Linked DNA regions of Homo sapiens: region 2 is linked to region 1. The links are chromatin loops, found by intact Hi-C in ENCODE. Cell type or tissue: PC-9. All regions are shown on one strand.

Region 1 (2,500 bases):
GAGCTGGTTTGACAGAGAAAGATTAAAAGTTTAGTTTTGGACAGAATGAGTCTGCATTGCCTATGAAAGCACTCAAATGCAAATGTTGTCTTTTCTAACAACTCTTTGGTCCCTTCAGGACCTCCCAGCCATGAGCTCTCTCATCTTTTCGTGATCTCTCACCCTTCTTTTGCCCCCACTTCAGTTTCTGTGGGACTTAGATGTTATGGACCATTATTAAAATCCCATCCTTGAGGAGAGTGGATGGCCTGAATCCAGGAGTTTGAAATCAGCCTGGGCAACATGGCGAAACCCCATCTCTACAAAAAAAATCCAATAAGTTGTGGTAGTGCACATCTGCAGCCCCAGCTACTCAGGAGACTGAGGCAGGAGGATCGCTTGAGCCCAGGAGGTTAAGGCTGCAGTGAGCCACGGGCTCAGCACTGCATCCAGAGCCTGGGTGACAGAGCAAGAGCCTGTCTCAAACAAAACAAAACAAAACAAAAACAAACAAACAAAAACCAAAAACAAAACAACCCATAAAAACCAAAAACAAAACCCATTCTTGCTTAAAGTTTCTACTTCCCTGACGTTTTTTTCTCCGTTATATTTACTGGTGTTAGGGGCTGAATGGTGTACACCCCAAATTCATATGTTGAAATCCTAACCCTCAGTACCTTAGAATGTGGCTGTATTTGAAGATAGGGTAATAGCTTCAAAAAGGTAATTAAGTTAAAATGGGGTAATTAAAGTGAGCTCAAATTCACTATGACTGGTGTTCTTATAAAAACAGGAAAATTGGACACAGAGGAGTTCACCGGGAAGACCACGTGCAGACAGAGTGAGAAGACAGCCACTTACAAGCCAAGGAGAGAGGCCTCAGAAGAAATCAGCCTGGTGACGCCTTGATCTTGGACTTCTAGCCTCCAGACCTGTGAGTCAATACATTTCTGTTGCTTAAGCCACCCCATTGTGGCACTTTGTTATGGCAACCCTAGAACACAAATACACACAGCAAACCCCAACCCTGTCAAATCCAACTCTGCTCACTTTCACCCTTCTGTTTAAACAGTGGGGAGTGGCTGGGCAAAAGAACGCAACCTACTAACCGACCTTTTAAAAAATTCCTGACCACTTGATGATACCCTGAGAACCCACAGTCCATTTGCTCTCCTGGTCTCCTTCCAGGTCTACCAGCACCCCACCAACTCTCAGAAGATGACCTTTTCTTCTCATTTCACTGAAAAGCAGCAGAAAAGTACATCCACATCATCATCACCAAATCCATGAACCTCCCAACCCCCAAAGCTGTGTTTTCCATCTTTCTTCTGTGAGGTGGTGGAGCTCCTACCCACACTCTCACCTGTGCTTCGGATACCTCTCACCAATATATGAGTCCAGGAGTTCAAGACCAGCTTGGGCAACATGGTGAAACCCTGCCTCTACAAAAATAAATAAATAAATAACTGCAAAAAATTAACCAGGCCCATGGTGGTGCGTGCCTGTAGTCCCAGCTACTCGGGAGACTGAGGCAGGATGATCGCTTGAGCTCAGCAGGTCAAGGGAAATTACTGGAGCAATTGCCAATTGTCGCCTGCCTACTGGGTCATCCCAGCATCCTACAAACATACTGTGATAATCTCAACTTAGAACAAAATATTCTCTCCTGACTGCCCAGCATCCTCTAGCTATGGCTTTATTTCTCGATTTCATTTTACAGAAAAGCTCTCCACACACACGCAAACCCCAGCTAACTTACTGATATCACTTATCTTCTCACATACTCTCCTAAACCTGCTGTGGGTGGGCTTTGTCCTCATCTTTCCTCTAAAATGATTCCTCTTGTCACTATCATCAATAACTTTCAGGGCACCCTTCCTCTTGTCTCAGGGATCATCCTTCCCAGTTCTCTTTGCTGAAGCTCTCTCATCTTTCTGGCCTCTGTCACAGGAGTAGCCCATGGCTGAGACTCTGAAACTCTTCTGTTTCTGCACACACTCTTCACATGATCTTATATATACACTCTTGGCTTTAAGAACTGTCCATATCTAAGGTCTCCCTTATTAGTGTCTCCAGCATTAATCCCTTGCCCAAACTCCAGAAGCTTATACCCAAGTGGCTCCTTGATGCCTCCTGTTGGGGGTCTAATAGACATCTCAAACTTAGCACATCAAAAACCAAATTCTTGATTCATGCCTCTTCCCAAGACCAAATCTACTTCACCTCCCGTTTTCCCATCACTGTAGATTGCAGTGCTTTCCTTCCTTTGGTCAGTTACACAAATAAAAAATCTTGGCATCATCTTTGACTCATCTCTTTCTTGCAAATGCTACATCCAATTCATCAGCAAATCCTGCTGCTGCTACCTTCAAACTCTATTCAGAATCCATCTTTTTTTTTCTTTGCCACCTTCATTACTGCTACTACAGCCATTGTAACTGTTCTCCATCCTTATCCTCCTACAATTTATTCTTAATACCAAAGCCAGATTGATCCTTTAAAATAATATGCCAGATCAAGT
Region 2 (2,500 bases), 84 kb before region 1:
AGCTATTAAGTGCTATGGAAAGAGTAGTAAGAAGGAAGGTCAGGGAAGTACTGGGGAACCAAACCATGAAGGGTTCTGTAGACCATTATTGGGCCTCTGGCTTTTGTCAGTGGACTAGAGAACAGTTGAAGGGTTTAAGCGAAGGAGAGAAATGATCTGAGCTAGGTTTTAAAAGACACTCTGGTCACTATTTTAAATTCTTAGGGTAAGTCTGAATTAAATGTTACTTTCCCCTCACTGGGCATGGTGGCTCAGACCTGTAATCCCCGCACTTTGGCAGGCCATGGCAGAAGGCTCTGTTGAGCCCAGGAGTTCAAGACCATCCTGGGCAACATAGTGAGACCTTATTTCTACTAAAAATATTTTAAAAATAAGTCAGGTGTGGTGGTGCACACCTATAGTCCCAGCTACTCAGGAGGCTGTGGCAGGAGGGTCGCTTGACCTCAGGAGTTTGAAGTTGCAGTCATCTATGATTGCACCACTGCAGTCCAGCCTGAGCAACAGAGTGAAACCCTGTCTCGAGAAAATTAAATGTTACTTCCCTAAAAAAACCTTTTCTAACCACCCTAGGGTAAATCCTCCATTATTCCTTTATTTCTTTGTTTTCCTTGTAGTATATAATTTGTAATAATTTTGATTACTGATTGTCATTCTGCCACCCTGGAGTATATAATTTTTAATTATCTGATTACTGTTATTCTTCCATAGTAGGGGAGGTGATATCCATTTGCCTGATACATAGTATGTGTTCAATACACATTTGCTAAAGAATAAATGAATCAATAATACCTAACATCTCTAATTTGCAGTCATTCCCAAGAGTAATTATTAAATATGTGGCAAATTTCTTTGCCTTTTTACTTTTAAAAATCTAATTTTGACATAACTGCTGTAACCATCCAGAAACGGCATTGATGTTGCTTCACGTTGCTGATGCTTAAGCAATGTATATTGTGTAATATACAATGTAGTCTTCAAACTAATTTCAACTTCTGCCTTTCTGTGTACTCCCTTATCCCACTGGGTGATATTATTTGGCATGGTCATTGTCATTAAAATCATACAGGATAGTAATTCCTTTCCATCTGCTACCATGCCTAGCCTTATTTAATTTTTCAGATTTTCTGTTCTATTGAAGGTAATTGATTTTTTCTTTTTTTTTAATGCTTGAAATAAAGTGTTGAAAAACAATTCCCTGTGAATAGCTCATATTTCTGCACAGTCTGAATCCCGTTTGACCGTGTTCACATCCAAATTAAGAATGTGTAAAGGAAACATTCCAGGATAGTGACGCTAGAGATAGCACCTCCCCTAGAGACATCCCAGGGAAGTAAAGATAAAGCCTTCTCTTTTCTCACGCCAGGAGGGGAATTTGCCTACATTCCAGAAATAATGAGTAATCTCTCTGGAGAAGATAGGCAGACATGTCAGCAGCCCCATAAAAGCCTAGAGACTTAAAATTTGGGGCTCCTCTTCTGTAGTGCAACCCACTCCATGCAGAGGTAACACCTGGCCCTTACTGTATTACGTTATAGGAATTGGAGCATGGGGAACACATACAATGCTACTCTGGCTGCTGTTTTTGCTATGAATAAGAAATTGTGTCTCTGATCCAGAGGTTTGTGTGTTTCTGTGTGTCTCCTCTGTAAAATCTCTTTTACCATGTAAGGTAACATTCATGGGTTTCAGGCAGTAGGATGTAGACATCTTTGGGGAGGCCATTATTAAGCCTACTGTAGCACCCTCTGGTCCCCAAAGACTCATCCATCCCATGTGAAAAATACATTCACCCCTCCTAGGGTCCCCATAAATCTCAACCCATTATAGCATCAACTCAAGTCCAAATCTCATCTAAGTTTCATCAACTAAAAAGTCCCAAATCTCATATCTAAATTAGATATGGGTGCAGCTCTGAGTATAATCTACTCTGGGGCAAAATTTTTTATCTAAGGACCTATGAAACTAGAAAGCAAGTTCTGTGCTCTACAACAGTAGTGGGACAGAAATAGGGTAACATTCATAGATGTTCCCATTCAAAAAGGGAGAAAAAGCCAAAAAGAAGACACCAGCCAATTCCTTTCAAAGTCCCATGGACAAACTGCATTAGGTTACTAAGCCTGGGAATAGCTGTGGCTCCTGCACCTGCCCTCTGTACCTGGGGCTCCACCCTCAGAGCCATCTTTTTGGATGAGGAGTACCACATGTCTGCTACTAAATAGTTTTATTAGCCCATTTCCTGCTAGTAGAATTTAGGGAACTCGGTTGCCTTCTTTCATTTCAACCACTCTGTCCGTTTTAGTCCAATTTGACAGTGTTTCTATTGGTAAACAAAACATTGTGAGTCATAGGGATTCACTCCATTGAAAGAGGCTTCTCAACAGATGTTTCCTGAATAATCCTATCTCTAGTTGGGGCTTCTGCTGAGATTGGTTGAGGGGGTTTGTGAGTCACATGCCTCTTCAAAGAGCTCTGTGTATCTGAATACTGTAATCTTTTGTGC

Evidence for each region. Peaks named below come from ENCODE experiments on the same cell type or tissue, not always from the same donor. Only the 100,000 strongest peaks of a DNase experiment are listed, where the experiment ranks them.
Region 2: it touches region 1 in a loop (13-fold over the local background); 4 of 110 quality-filtered maps call a loop at or near these places.

What each region holds. Positions count from the first base shown.
Region 1 is chr4:15,773,335-15,775,834 of GRCh38, forward strand. It overlaps a transcript of BST1 not described here. Among named protein-coding and RNA genes, the nearest start is that of CD38, 3.7 kb to the right of the region's middle. RefSeq lists an enhancer at 295-1,494. In PC-9, no CTCF peak of the experiment used is centred here; a DNase peak (open chromatin) is centred at 967; H3K27ac peaks cover 1,083 bases.
Region 2 is chr4:15,689,257-15,691,756 of GRCh38, forward strand. FAM200B (family with sequence similarity 200 member B) reads left to right here. Exons shown (of 2, transcript NM_001145191.2): 2 at 1-1,191. Among named protein-coding and RNA genes, the nearest start is that of FAM200B, 8.7 kb to the left of the region's middle. In PC-9, no CTCF peak of the experiment used is centred here; a DNase peak (open chromatin) is centred at 1,325; H3K27ac peaks cover 2,500 bases.